Linked DNA regions of Homo sapiens: regions 1, 2, 3 and 5 are each linked to region 4. The links are chromatin contacts, found by Hi-C or POLR2A ChIA-PET in ENCODE. All regions are on one chromosome and are shown on one strand. The core of a region is the stretch at or near the end of the contact, and the rest is flanking DNA. Distances in the headings are between cores, read along the strand shown.

Evidence for each region. Hi-C counts contacts between places; a loop is a spot of excess contacts on that map. ChIA-PET counts read pairs that join two places held with the same protein, here RNA polymerase II (POLR2A). Pooled maps may share reads with other maps.
Region 1: a pooled map shows a loop between it and region 4 (5-fold over the local background). The contact joins the promoter of GPR137B here to the promoter of IRF2BP2 in region 4. A Hi-C loop is called at or near these places in 3 of 37 single-sample maps with no recorded cell type and 4 of 50 pooled maps. POLR2A ChIA-PET finds 5 or more read pairs at or near these places in 1 of 52 experiments (MCF 10A).
Region 2: a loop to region 4 is called in a map with no recorded cell type, with 24 times the contacts of the local background. The contact joins the promoter of ERO1B here to the promoter of IRF2BP2 in region 4. A Hi-C loop is called at or near these places in 4 of 37 single-sample maps with no recorded cell type and 9 of 50 pooled maps. POLR2A ChIA-PET finds 5 or more read pairs at or near these places in 1 of 52 experiments (H1).
Region 3: a loop to region 4 is called in a map of CD8-positive, alpha-beta T cell, with 30 times the contacts of the local background. The contact joins the promoter of LYST here to the promoter of IRF2BP2 in region 4. A Hi-C loop is called at or near these places in 5 of 168 maps with a recorded cell type or tissue (CD4-positive, alpha-beta memory T cell, CD8-positive, alpha-beta T cell, naive thymus-derived CD4-positive, alpha-beta T cell and 1 more), 5 of 37 single-sample maps with no recorded cell type and 14 of 50 pooled maps. POLR2A ChIA-PET finds 5 or more read pairs at or near these places in 1 of 52 experiments (naive thymus-derived CD8-positive, alpha-beta T cell).
Region 5: a pooled map shows a loop between it and region 4 (11-fold over the local background). The contact joins the enhancer-like site here to the promoter of IRF2BP2 in region 4. A Hi-C loop is called at or near these places in 3 of 37 single-sample maps with no recorded cell type and 4 of 50 pooled maps. POLR2A ChIA-PET finds 5 or more read pairs at or near these places in 1 of 52 experiments (MCF 10A).

What each region holds. Positions count from the first base shown.
Region 1 is chr1:236,141,162-236,143,861 of GRCh38, reverse strand. GPR137B (G protein-coupled receptor 137B) reads right to left here and starts at 1,323. Exons shown (of 7, transcript NM_003272.4): 1 at 826-1,323. The coding sequence starts at 1,239. RefSeq lists an enhancer at 596-1,099 and silencers at 1,065-1,334, 1,405-1,584.
Region 2 is chr1:236,280,584-236,283,283 of GRCh38, reverse strand. ERO1B (endoplasmic reticulum oxidoreductase 1 beta) reads left to right here and starts at 1,326. Exons shown (of 16, transcript NM_019891.4): 1 at 1,326-1,602. The coding sequence starts at 1,501. RefSeq lists silencers at 982-1,571, 1,612-1,661 and an enhancer at 1,732-1,931.
Region 3 is chr1:235,865,543-235,868,242 of GRCh38, reverse strand. It overlaps LYST (lysosomal trafficking regulator), which reads left to right and starts at 1,337. Exons shown (of 53, transcript NM_000081.4): 1 at 1,337-1,400. RefSeq lists silencers at 870-1,169, 1,220-1,639 and enhancers at 1,760-1,859, 2,230-2,279.
Region 4 is chr1:234,608,928-234,611,627 of GRCh38, reverse strand. IRF2BP2 (interferon regulatory factor 2 binding protein 2) reads left to right here and starts at 1,450. Exons shown (of 2, transcript NM_182972.3): 1 at 1,450-2,700. The coding sequence starts at 2,134. RefSeq lists silencers at 226-825, 1,306-1,495, 1,556-1,655, 2,036-2,115, 2,356-2,635 and enhancers at 1,076-1,175, 1,278-1,975.
Region 5 is chr1:236,158,924-236,161,623 of GRCh38, reverse strand. All of the region lies in intron 1 of GPR137B (G protein-coupled receptor 137B), which reads right to left. Among named protein-coding and RNA genes, the nearest start is that of GPR137B, 18 kb to the right of the region's middle. RefSeq lists enhancers at 1,299-1,348, 1,439-1,888, 1,989-2,038. Within about 2 kb of position 1,408, at least 5 of the 41 ENCODE cell types and tissues checked have a DNase peak (open chromatin) inside an H3K27ac peak, as active enhancers do.

The DNA.
Region 1 (2,700 bases), core at 74-2,573, 1.5 Mb before region 4:
TTTGCAAAGTGCTCAACAATTACTGCACTTTCATTAAGTCAACCATCAGCAGTAAAGCAGCAGCCAAGTTAATTCACATACTCTCCCATTAGCTTATTTAATAATATGCCCCATAAAGTGATTTTTGTGTGGCTGTAAAAGAGCCCCAGTCAGCTTTTATGGCCTTTTCTTGGGGCCTCTCAGATGAGCTCAGACAGTAACTCTGATGAGCGGCAGCAGCTCGGAGCTGGGTGTTACCCCAGCCTGCTGTTTAGCAATCCGGTGGAATGAGTTAGTAAGCCGCAGTTCTGTAGAGCTCCTAAGCCGGAGGTTCAAAACATCTCATCAAAACCAACATGGTCTCACCCTGCCAACGCTCAAAACAGCAGTGTCAGGCCCAAATCTGGAGGCCAACGTGCAGAAGACCTTTCCAGGCCGGGAGTTAGGTGCCTGGGGAGGCAGGGCAAATTCTAGAGTTCAGGCCTCCCTTGGGGGCACACCTTCCATCCGTACTAACTGGCGTGTGCAGGCGCTGCTGCTTCGCGCTGCGCACGGAGAAGCGCCCCGAATCCACCGCACGATGCGGAGCCAGGGGCAGCGAGTGAGCGGCGGCCTCCAGCCCTCCCCTGCCTTCTCCTTGCCCCTTTTGGGAATGGCAGGGGGTTTCCTATGACAAATGCCCGCAAACAGGACAGGGTTCGGACGACCCCAGAGCCGGCGCCTTCTCCCTACACTCTCAGCCCTAGGGCCGGACCCGCCCCCGCGGCTGCCATCGCCCCTGCCTCGGGCGCCCCGCGGGGACCACCCCGCCAGGTGAGCGCCTCCAGGAGCCTCTCTGAAACTCACCTGCGTGAAGTACAAGTTCATCAGCGTGAGGGTGAAAAACTGCAGGCACACAGGGAAGCAGTAGAGCAGCCAGAAGACGAAGGGGCTGAGCGAATTGGCCGCCACGAAGTCTTTGAAGTAGAAGGAGAAGAGGACGGTCCGCAGGGAGGCCCAGAAGAGGCAGAGAAAGAGGAAGACGCTCTGGTAGCTGAGCCGCTTGTGGCGGTAACGCAGCACCAGCCAGAGCTGCACGTAGATGAACACGAAGAGCAGCGCGTAGAACACGGTGTAGACGACGGTGAGGCCAAGCTTCACGTAGGGGGGCACGGCCGGGGTCAGCGTGGGCGGCAGCGAGTCGTTGCGGGCTGGGTCCCACGGCGGGGTCTCCATCGGGCCGGGGGCGCTGCCGCGCGGCCGGGGACGCTCGGGCCTCATCGGGGCTCACGGCCGCCGCCGCCCCCGCGGGGGTCTCCGCGCATCGCGCTCAGCCTGCAGCCCCGAGACTGGAGGAAAGAAAACAAGCCGCACTTCCTCCCCCGGCACCACATGATTCACTGGGACGGCCTTTGTCTGCGATTGGCAGCGCCGCGCCCGCCGCCCCCGCGCGCCGACCGGCCCCGCGCGCCCCCGCCCCGGCCCGCGCGCCCCCGCCCCGGCCCGCGCGCCCCGGCCCGCCCTCCCCCGGGCACCGCGCGCCTTCGCCCCGCGAACCCCGGCCCGCCCTATCCTCGCCACCGCGCGCTCCCGCAGTGCGCGCCCCCAGAGCCGCACGCCTCCTCCCGGCCCCCTCCCCATCCCCGGGGCCGCGCGCTCCCAGACTGCGGGCCCCCAGAGCCCCGCGTCTCTTCCCCCCTTCCCGCCCCCTCCCCATCCCAGGGGCCGCGCGCTACCCGTCCCCGGCCCCTTCCCCATCCCCGGGGCCGCGCGCTCCCGCACTGCGCGCCCCCAGAACCGCGCGCCTCCTCCCCGGTCCCGGCACCGCGCCGCGCGCCCCCAAAACTTCCCAGCCGCGCCCCGCGCCTCGGGGGATCGCACTCGTGGCCTCGCGCATTCTGCTGCTGATTGCTTGTTTTGCAGAAGTTAATTCCTTTATTTAAAAACAAATTTAAAAAAAAAACTTTACAAGTCCTTTCCGTCCCCCCCTTTAAAAATAAAACTTTACGACTCTGTGGCTATGAACTGGCCGGCGTCTGGAATGATGTTTATTTCTAAATGCAGACATGCCAAAGACAGGGTTCGTATTTTTGAGGTCAAATTTGTATACTGAGTGAGGAAATAGACGGTGCCTGCGGCTGCTGCCTCCTCTGGGATGCAAGCTGGGCTGTTTTCTCCCGGAGAGCCTCACGCGCTCCCAGCGCCTCACCTCCCAGCGATGTAGCCGGTGCCGGGAGGCGCGCGGGCCGCGGGTCAGTGGATGGAGCCCACTGGGCTTCAGAGAGAAGTGGGGCAGCTGACGGCACACGGCCCCCCTTGTCCGATCCAACCCATGCCGAAGGAGGGTCTGTCCCCGCCACCCGAGAGCCCTTCTCTTTTGCTTTTGCTGAGCAGCTCGCTCCTCGAGGCTGTACAGCGACTTAGTCTTTGCCCCGGGGCACCACGCCACCCTTGTCTTGGGAGAGCTGGGGAGTGCTCTGGGAAAAGAGGGAAAGCCGGGCGCCCTCTGGAAACATTGCTGGGCAAGCGGTTCTGGTAAACAGAAGAAACTCGGATTTCCGAGGCTCCAGTAATTGTGATTTCTTTTCTTACTCCACTTCGTGCCTAATTGTGTGTTCTTTTTCCAAAAGACGGCCTGGCATATCCAGAATCCACCCTAGCTTTTGCTCAGAATTACTTAGTGGTTACAGCGCTCCCAGCGTATTCCAGGTGGTTCACTGGGGCCAAGTGTGCCTTTGGCGT
Region 2 (2,700 bases), core at 77-2,576, 1.7 Mb before region 4:
ATCTCTGGAACCTGTGAATATGTTATCCTATATGGCAAAAGGGACTGTGCAGATGTGATCAAGTTGAGGATTTTGAGATAGGATGGTCTGTAACCAATGTAATCACAAGGGTCCTTATACAAGAGAGACAGAAGAGTTAGGGTCACAAGAGAAGGCATGTGACGAGGGAAGCAGAGAGAGTGAAGGAGATGTGAAGTCATGAGGTAAGGAATGCAGGTGGCCTCTGGAAGCTGGAAAAGGTAAGGAAACACATTGTCCCTGAGAGCCTCCAAAAGGAACACAGCCCTACAGGTCCATTTTGGACACCTGATCTCCAGTACTATAAGGTAATGAATTTCTTTTGTTGTATGCAACTAAATGTGTGATAGTTTCTTACAGCATCAATGAGAAACTAATACACGCTACATAAACACAAGGGAGATGTATTACTCGTTTTGTAGAAATCAAAGGCATTAATAAAACTAATAGCAGTTACCATTTATTGAGTGCTTCCTAGGTGCTAGGCACTATACTCAGCTCTTTCTGTATCTAATCTTATGTAGCCCTAGAACAAGATATGAGGTGGGAATTAAGGCCCAATAACTAGCTAGAATGTTTTAGAGTTGGGATCTGCGCCCAATCTATGTCACTCTAAGTTTTTTTTTGTTTTACCCCATCCCCATATTTCATCATAAGCCTTTGGGTTTGTCTTCATTCTTTAGCATGCGTTATACTCGCACGTGTCAACCTAGGAGTCGGGCTGGGGCGGGGCAGGAGATGACATCCACATCTAGGGTGCATGAAATTAAAAAAGAGCCGAAGCCATCTCTACAAGTCACAGGTAGCTTACATAGGCACCCACAGCAGATGTGAGGCTACAGAAAAATGAATGAGACAAAGAATACGCTTCAGACCGAAAGTCAAAGATCCCGCACCGTCCGTTCCTAACTCGCCCGCGTACTGGGTGAATCCTAGAGCCTGGCGTCTGCGAGGACTCCAGGAGCGACAGCAGGGACCGACGCAGAGAGGTCCTCAGCCTGGTTTCCCGGAGAAGAGGTCGCCCCGCTTCCCCCGCCCGCACCCCCCGGTGTTTTGGAGGCCCGCGTGGTCCCGCCTCATTGGCCGCCGCGGAGCCCGAGGCCTCGGGGAGGCGGGGCGGCCTTCGCAGTTGTAGTTCCCGAGTCCTCTCGTTCAGCGGCTCCGCCTTCCTGCCGCGGCGCCTAGGCGACCGCCCAGGACCACAACTCCCACAAGGCCCCGCGCTTGGGGGCGTGGCCGAGGAGCCAAGCGAGCCGGGGGCGGGGCCGCCTGGGGGATGAAGTGGGGGCGCTCGCCTTTCCTGCCTCACTCGCAGCTGCCGGGTGTTGGGGAAAGAGTCGCCTGCCTCCGGACTGGAGTGCAGACCTCTGACCCTGGAGTCGCTCGGCCGCTGGGAACCGTCCCCTTGGGTCGTCGCCTGGGCCGCCCGTCGTTCCCCGGCCCCGAGGGGTCCGGCTGGCCGCGGTGTGGGTAGAGGTCAGCATGAGCCAAGGGGTCCGCCGGGCAGGCGCTGGGCAGGGGGTAGCGGCCGCGGTGCAGCTGCTGGTCACCCTGAGCTTCCTGCGGAGCGTCGTCGAGGCGCAGGTAAGCCCGAGTGATAGCGGGCCGGGAACCCCCGGCCGAACACCCGCGGCCGCTACACACGGGCCGCGGCTGTGACGCGGGGAGGGCCGGGCAGGGCCGGGCCAGAAAAGAGGTGATTTCTGGCGAGCAGAAAACCCGGGGAGCAGAGACCTGACCGTCCAGTGCGGGAAACATCTGCGAACCGCCCGCAGGGTGGGGGGACGGCGACACTCCGGGTAATGGCAGTCAAAAGAGGAAGATGGTGACGGTCCCCCTGAGCTGTTTTCGTTTTTTCCTCTCGGATGTGTTAAGCGGCTGGGAGTGTGGCGGGAGATGGGACGGGCATGAACCACCTCGGCTGTCTTGCGAAGGGAGCGAGCGCCCAGAGAAACGGTGACGTCCTTCCCTTCAGGAGTTAGTGAGGGAGGGAGACTGAGAGTTGGGGGCACTCCGCAGACCCCCGAGGCCCCGCCAGGCGCAGGGGATTGGGAGGGGGCAAGACTTCACTCGAACTGTCGGACTAGAGCTTTCTGGGCTTTTACTCTTCCTCGAGCACCTTCCCTTGCTCAAGATTGCTTTATTTTTACCCAGCTGAGCTGTGTCTGCCAAGTGGCATCGCCAGGTAAGTCCCAATACGAGACTGGGGGGGTCTGAGTGGGGCGTTGTGGCTCGTGGATGGAGGCTCTGGCTCTGGCAGTCGTGAGGTGCTGGCTGGTTGTTGATGTGAAGCGATGATTACAAGTGTTCTCAGTGTGCTAGAAATCTGAGGCTTAGCTGACCAGATCCTTTCGCCTTCAGAGAGGTGTTTGCTTCTATTCAGTAGAATTTGAATTGATTGCCAGGTGCTGCTGCTTGTTGTCTGCACCTGCTGCAAGGAGGCAGCACTGCTGAGGGCCAAAAAAATAAAACGAAGGTCTCAGGTGGCCTGATGATGAGGGGAGATGTCATTTGAAGCAATTAGTGCTCATCCAAGAAAAATTGAAGGTGACTCTGAGTGTAACCGTGAAAACATGTTTTTCTGAATTGAGTCACTTTATTTCATGGTTTTATGGTGCCCTGCACTAAATCCCAGAGTGCCTGAATAGTCCGTTTGTGTCTGTGTTTGAACCATAAAAATAA
Region 3 (2,700 bases), core at 88-2,587, 1.3 Mb before region 4:
CCGATATCCGGCCACTGCCCTCCAGCCTGGGCGACAGAGCGAGAATCTGTCTCAAAAAAAAAAAGATAAAAAATAAAAATAAAAGACTACCTGCCAGAGGAAGTGGGCAATCTTCGCCTAAAGATATGAACTGCTAATGGTTAAACATCAGACGTCAGAGAAGACATATTTTAAAGTGGGGAATTTTCCCCAAGAGCACCCTCTAAACCACATCAGTGGGCAACTTAACGCACTTTGCTTGTCATTGGGTTAGATGGGAGTTTGAGGAATTGGGAGTAACATTTGGTATATAGGCTTGGGACATAATATCCTGAATTATTTCTATTTCATAATTCCTGTGCAAAAAATTATGGGAGTTGTTGATTCTACAGCAATTCCTGTCAATTTGTAGATTATCTGCTTATTAATAGTTTGTATTGTTTGGCAGAACTTGAAAACTACCGAACGATTACAGTTCAGGCTTTTTCCCAGTACCTCTGGCGTTGCTGTCTCAGTGACTAGGAGGTGAGGAGGGTGGCCCTTGAAATGCCAAACTGCCTACCGCAGCAGTCTGCCAGCAGCGTGCTGGGCCCAGAGCCGGGGATGCAGCCAAAACATCCTGGATTTTACCTACAGCTCCCACCCTCTGGAGGGACTGGTCTATTAGGGCATATGACACTGACAGTGCGCACTGTATACAAACCGTGTTTGAACAGGAGTCGGTTGGAAAATACACCACTGCACTGAATTACTTCTGCAGTGGCTTTGCAAAGCTCTTTTTGTTTCTTGAAAGAAGCCGACGGTAACCATTACAATATGGCTTTTTCCAGGTCCCAGAGGAAGGCTAGGGGTGCCTTGTGGGTAACCCTTTCTCCCTCTCCTGACTCCTTCCCGTTATTTCTTCTATCTTCATCCTCTAGACCTACACAATGGGACAGGTTGACAGTCTGTGTTGAATGGAAGAGGCGGACGATGCGCTTGTGTTTGGTGCTTCTCAAACGGTGCTCGCACTCCCCAGGGTCTGACGCAGCCCACTACGCAGAGCCCTGGGAGGAGGTGCGGACCCAGGGTACGACCCCCGACCGCTGAGAAACCCAGACCGGGCCCCGGCTGCAGCCCCGCGGGTCGGCCCGCCCCCCTGCCTTCCCTATTGGCTCGGCAGTTCCACGCGTCACGCCTGCGACGCCGGCGCTGCCCTCCCAGAGGAGGCGGGGCTTACACGCGCGAGGCGGAGCCAAGGGCGCACGCGCAGACGAGCGGGTCTGGGTCCGGACGAGGGGAGGGAGGGGGTGGTGTTCTCGGTTTCCTGGGTTACCTGGGCGGGCGGGGGTGGGGAGTGCGCGGCGGCGGCGGCAGCGGCGTCGGCTCGGGGTTCTCCGGGAGAGGGGGAGTGCGCGGCGGCCGCAGCTGCCACAAACCAGGTAAAGGCGGCCGCCGGGCGCCGACGCTGCCGGCAGAAGGTTCCGGGTCCCGGCCCCTCTGCGTGGCCTGGAGGGGAGGCGGTTTGGGGCTGGTGGCTGTCAGCCTGGGTTGAGGGCCGGGACCGCCGGGCTGAGGGCGCGAGGGCGCGAGGGCACTCGGCCTGACGCGCCAGCTCGGGGCGTCCTCTCTGGCTTCTGGGCTCTGGGACTTCTCGCGGCGCCGGGCCGCCTTTGACAGCCGCCGGGCCGCGGGCGGGAGCTCGGCTGGGCCCCTCTGGGCCATTGCAGCGGCCACTGGGCACTAACTTTATTTCGCAGCGCGCGGGGGGCGAGGTCGAGCAGGCTGACGGCGGTGTGTTGCTACCTTTATTTTATTTTTTGATCCTGTGCCGCTGCACTACTCAGCCCAGCTGGGCCCAAGCTGTCAGGTTGACGATGGGAGTTGACGGTTTCCGCGCCACCACCCAGCCGGTCACTCCCCGCGCTGTTGCCCTGCGGCGCTCGCCCACCTGTCACCTACACCGTGCGCCTCGGTCCGCTCTTTCCTCCTGTCCGTGACACCCTTTGACTGGGCGAGAGCCTCTCTTTCCAGGGGATCCCCTGAGACATCTGCCGTCTGTCTCCGGTATCACTGGAGCCTGACTGAGATGCCCCTTCGCTTCTGATGAGTTAAATAAGCTGGGAAATTACCCGAGAAGACCCCGGTACCACAGTGTAAAGCCCAACGAAGGGGTTGTTTAATGGTCCAGGGGATACAGAGGCTTTAAGAAACGTTTCCTTAACGCTAATTCTTATCTGGTTAAACAAAACATAGCAAAACATCCCCGATCCGCTCGGCAGACCATACACACCCAGCGACGGCACTTGATAGTTAATGGGGTTTGTTTTAAGCAGATAGAAAATTTTAAGGGAGTCGAATCTTGTGTTGAATGCGTTCGTGTTGAATTTGGGCCAGTGTTTCCTTGAAGATCAAATGCAGGTTGCATTTTCCTATTGTTTGTTTAACAGATTGATAGGACAAACTGAATTAGACTTTTCTTCCTGATGATTCTTGGCTCTTCTGCGCTATTATTTTAAAATTCCACGCCTAGATTCATCTATGCTAATAAAGATGTTGACTTTAAGCTTTCAATTTATAGATGTAGTTGATTAATATGGGGTATCTGTTTTAAAGAGCTTTGTTAAGTGGCCAACAACTCTTTTTCTGATAGCTCTTTGCTGTCATCCATATTGTTACTACAAAGATTGGAGAATTTGAAGAAGAGAGGGCATAAGGAAAAATGAATTGCTGTAATTTGCA
Region 4 (2,700 bases), core at 201-2,700:
TGTAGGAAAGATAATATAATTAGTACCCTGTTCTTCCCACACTTAACCAGCTCATTCCAGTCTCAAGGGAGAGTTGTGGGCCTGTGTTCCCAACAAAAGCAGCTCCAGAGGCCGCCCTTAAAGAGCTTAAGTGTAAAAGTCCCAATTGAAGAGCGACTAAGCCTACGTGTATTAGGGAGACTAACGACCAGCCCAAAGTGATTTACCATAACACACACTAGCTCCTCCTCCCGATAAAAGTGCGAAACTCAAACATTCAATTCAGTCTGGGCTGAGTCTGAGGCTGCCAACGGTGGCAGACCTGCAGGCCGGGCTCATCCCGGCCTGGGTGGCATATAGGGCAAAAGTCCGCCTCCGTCGGCGGCCCGCCCTGCGGGACGGCGGGCCAGCCAGCCAGCCGGTCGCCCCCACGGCCCTCGGGAACCTCGCGGAGGCGAGCAGGACCCCCCCCCCCCCCACTCGCGCCCTCGCCTCCCGCCACCTCGAGTCCAAGTTCGGGCCCGGGGGCGGCGCCTCGACGCCCAGACTCGCCGAAGGGGGTGGAGCCTGCGCTGTGACGCGGCCGCGCTGGCCGTAGACCCCGGATCCCTGGAATGTGCATTCGTTCCACGAGGCCCTAGTGCCAGCGGCGCCGAGGCACGTCTGCGCGGAGCGTGCGCACTCGCGGCGGCGGCCGCCCACGGCCCCGCGCCCACGTCACGCGCCCGCCGCGCATACCTACATAAGGCAGCCGGGGCGACTGGCGCGGCGAGGCCCCCGATGAACAGGGCGGGCTGGACGGGGCTAAGAGCGGCACTTGGTGTTCGGGAGAGGCTAGTCCGAACCGCGCTCCCTCCCCTCCAGAGGGCTCCGTGGAAAACGCGCGAGCCAGCTGGCGGCGTGTGCACGTGGTGCTGGGCTTGGGAATATTCACAGTCTCCCTAGTTAGTAAAAGGGACAGGCGGGGCGTATGTCCTTTCCAAGACAAATGCAAAGCACCAGTGACGGATTTCATGCTATGTGTCCGACATTGAGCTTTCAAGTATAACTCCTAAAAAACCAGAACTGTGAACCACGCTAGACCTAAATTCCCCATTCTCAGGAGACTGACGGAAACCAAGTGACAAAGTGTCCTTGCATAAAAGAAAAAAAATGATTTTTAGCACGATTTGGCCCAGAGGCACACCAGAGGAAAACATCCTGAGGGTGGTCGGGACAGCCGGGTGGGGCGCGAAGTGAGGGAAAGTGGAGGAAAAGCACTCGATCACTTTGCGCGGTGTTCCGAAGGGAACACCGGCGCTGCGCTGCTGCGCTGCCCCGCGGGCGGGCGGGCGCCGCGTAGCCGGCTCTCCCGGCAGCGCTCCTTCGGCGCGCGGGGGGAGGGGGAGCGCGCGCGCGGGAGGGCGGGCACGCGCACGAGGGGAGGGGGCCCGCGCAGGCGCCGTGCGAGACTGTCGAAGAATCAAGTCTGTAGAAGTGGAGCGGTCGCGGCGGCAGCAGCAGCAGCGACGGTGGCGGCGGCGGAGCTGAGGCGGGCTGGCCGCTGACGCTGGCGCTGGAGAGCGGCGACGCCAGGAGCTGTGAGAGAGCGGCGGAGCGACCCGGGGCCCGCGCCGCGCCCGAGCTCCACGCCGCCCGGCCGCCGCCACCCCGGCGCGGCATGCCCCGCCGCTCGGGCTGAGCCTGCCCCGGCGGCCGCCCCCCGCCCCCTGCCCCCCCGGCCTCCCCGCCCCCCGCCCCGCACTCCGTGCCGGCCGCCGCCGCGACCTGCTGCGCTCCCCCGCGCCCGCGCGGCCCGTCTTCGCCCCGGTCTGGAGGCCCGCCGCGGCTCCGGCCGAGCCCCCACCGCCGCGCCCGCCGCCCCGCCGCGCCGCGCCGCCCGCCCGTGCCCGGGCCGGCCGGGGGGAACTGCTGCCGCGGCTGCAGCCCCTCACCTCGCGCCCGCCGCCCCTCGTGCACCGGGGGCGCTGCGCGGGCGCCGAGCCTTCGCGGGCTTTGCCGCCGCCGCCGCCGCCTTTGCGGCCGCCGCCGCCGCTGGTGGGGGAGACGCGGGGTTGGGGGGGGAGGAGGGCGCGCGTGGTGCCGGTGGGGGGCGGCGGCGGCGCCCCCTCCTCCTCCTCCGCCTCCTCCTCCGGCGTCGCGGGCTCCTCGGACATGGCCGCGGCGGTGGCGGTGGCGGCCGCGTCCCGGCGGCAGTCGTGCTACCTGTGTGACCTGCCCCGCATGCCCTGGGCCATGATCTGGGACTTCACCGAACCCGTCTGCCGCGGCTGCGTCAACTACGAGGGCGCCGACCGCGTCGAGTTCGTCATCGAGACGGCGCGGCAGCTCAAGCGGGCGCACGGCTGCTTCCCGGAGGGTCGCTCCCCACCCGGCGCCGCGGCCTCGGCCGCCGCCAAGCCGCCGCCGCTCTCCGCCAAGGACATCCTTTTGCAGCAGCAGCAGCAGCTTGGCCACGGCGGCCCCGAGGCGGCCCCGCGCGCGCCGCAGGCCTTGGAGCGCTACCCGTTGGCGGCCGCGGCCGAGAGGCCCCCGCGCCTCGGCTCTGACTTCGGCAGCAGCCGCCCGGCAGCGAGCCTGGCCCAGCCGCCGACGCCGCAGCCGCCGCCCGTGAACGGCATCCTGGTGCCCAACGGCTTCTCCAAGCTAGAGGAGCCGCCCGAGCTGAATCGCCAGAGCCCGAACCCGCGGCGCGGCCACGCGGTGCCGCCCACCCTGGTG
Region 5 (2,700 bases), core at 159-2,658, 1.6 Mb before region 4:
ACACTTGGAAATTCTGGGAGATACAATTCAAGTTGAGATTTGCATGGGGATGCAGCCAAACCATAACAGGAGGTGTGAAAAGCGTGTGGAGATGTGGGAGGCGTGAGAAGGTGTGAGTGGGAGGCGTGAGGAGGTGTGAAGTGTGTGTGGAGGTGTGAGGAGATGTGATGTGTGGAGGTGTGAAAAGTGCATGGAGGCGTGGGAAGCATGAGGAGGTGTGAACCTGCATGTGGACTTAGGAGCAGTGAGGGAGGGGGTGAGGAGAGAAGGTGCTGCAGGAGCCCGGAGCTGGGGAGGGCAGCAGAAGGTCGGGCTGGGGTGTGGACCAGCCAGGAAGAGGCCGCTGTCCAGGGTAAGGGTGCGGAGAGCTTCGGGGGAGCATTGGCACAGCTGAAATGCAGACCTGTGCTGTGAGAGAGGTCCCTGGGATACAGAGCAGAGCAAAGGCTGCAGACCATGGGTTGACAGAGAAGGTGAAAATGAAGGCAAATCAGAGGCCCAACACAGATTCATGATGCCTGGGCCTGGAGGGCGTGGCGGGGAATTGGAGGGTGACCACTAAGAGGCACGGGGTTCCTTCTGGGATGGAAAAGGTCTACAGTGGACTGTGGGGTCACTGCGCAACTCTGAATGTGGTACACTTCGAGATGGGGACAGCACAGAAAATGTGAATTATACCTCAATAAAGCTGTTATTTAAAAAAAAACAAAAAGACAAAAAAAAAACTAAGAGTAGGGAGGAGGTCAAAGAGCAGTCCCCTCAGTGGTCAAGGCCTCAAAGACTGCAGGGGAGAGAGGCCCCGGGCAGGAGACAGTCAGGGTGTCCAGTGCGGCTGACAGGCTGGACCACTTCACCTTAAGCTGCCACAGGGCCTGGCCAAGGGCAGGCTCGACTGACGGGGAGGCTGGAGGGGGAACAGGCAGACCCTGGATGGCAGCAGGAGGAAGTGGGAGCAGTGAGTCAATTCAAGAGCATAAACTGCTTTCCAAAAGCGCATGTTTGTGAAATGCAAGAAAGAGGTTATTCAGGGGGTCCAGACCTTGTTTTTAAGATGGGGAGACCTGAGCATGCTTGTGGACAGACAGAAGGAGCCTGGGTCCCGAGAAGGGCAGACAGGGAGAGGCAGGAGGCAGGGAAGGGTGGAGGGCTGAGAAACTGAGGCAGCAAGGAGGGGTCTGAGGGAACATGGCAGGGACAGCCATGGGAGTGCCATCTGCCTAATGACAGGGACCCCGGGGAAGTGAGGTTGGGTTGGAGAGTCCCAGCTGCTTCTTGGGGAACCCGATCAGGAACTGAATGGTGGTAAATGAGCCCCACTTCCTTTCCCTCCCCTTCCTTGGGCTCCACACAGCCTATGAAAACACCGGGGTTTTTCAGGGCTTCCCCCGTTGTGGCAAGAAGGATGGGAGGACAGGGGAGGGGAGCAGAATCAGGCCTGAAGGAGAAAGAAGAAATTGCAGCAACTTTGATCAGAAACCCTGAAGTTTGTCATCTGGTGAAAATAAAGCATTTCTCCCTAATGGCAAATTCCTTTCGGTTTTAGCATCGTTTCTTCTGCTTTTGAAAGTCCCACCTAGAACCTCAGAACCTAGAATAGATCTGGGGATGACGCTGTGGGTGATGCTGGCTTTTTGACTTGTTGAAGGCTGAGCCACGGCTGGGAGATGTCCCCAGCTGGCCGCTGTCAGGCGCTGGGGAATGTTCGAGAGCCCTCATGGGCTTTCCGCACCACCCGCTCCCACAGTGGGCCAAGGCCTCCTCATCCCGGACCTGTGGGCGACTTGTGCCCCCTTGGTAACCCAGGCCTTCACCCCATCCTTTCGGATGACACAGGAAGGCCTAGAGCTCTGCATGTGACGTACTTGTTTCGACAGAAGCATAAAGGCCTTTGAGCAGCTGCTGGACTCTGCCCCCTGCCCTCATAAATCAGTCTGTTCACGCGTCACTGATTTGTTCCCACCCTTTGAACTCCCGCTTGCCTATTTTTTTTCTTTTCTTTTTTTTTTTCCTGCAACCTCTGCCTCCCAGGTTCAAGTGATTCTCCTGCCTCAGCCTCCCGAGTAGCTGGGATTACAAGCACCCGCCACCATGCCTGGCTCATTTTTGTATTTCTACAAATACAAAAAGAGACGGGGTTTCACAATGTTGATCAGGCTGGTCTTGAACTCCTGATCTCGTGATCCGCCTGCCTCGGCCTCCCAAAGTGCTGGGATTACAGGCATGAGCCACCCCGCCAAGCCTATTTTTTCAACTACTAACTCAAGTTGACATTTGCTGTCTTACAATCTTTCTGTTTGTTTGTTTGTTTTTAAGAGGCGGGGTCTTGCTGTCACCCAGGCTGGAGTGCAGTGGTGCCATCATAGCTCATTGCAGCCTCCATCTTCCTGGGCTCCAGGAATCCTCCTGCCTTAACTTCCTGAGTAGCTGAGACTATGTACAGGTGCAGCCCAAATGCCTGGCTAATTTGTCTTATTTTTTAGAGATGATGTCTCCCTACATTGCCCAGGCTGGTCTTGAACTCCTAGACTCAAGTGATCCTCCCATCTCGGCCTCCTGAGTAGCTGGGTTACAATCATTTTTACTAATGTCTTAGTGGTGTTTCTGGCAGAAATGTCCCCTGCTATTCTTTGTGGGTATGACAGTGTCTCCTGTGCAGTCAGCAGAACTCAACAGAAGTCACCTCTGATGTCCCTGGAGGCA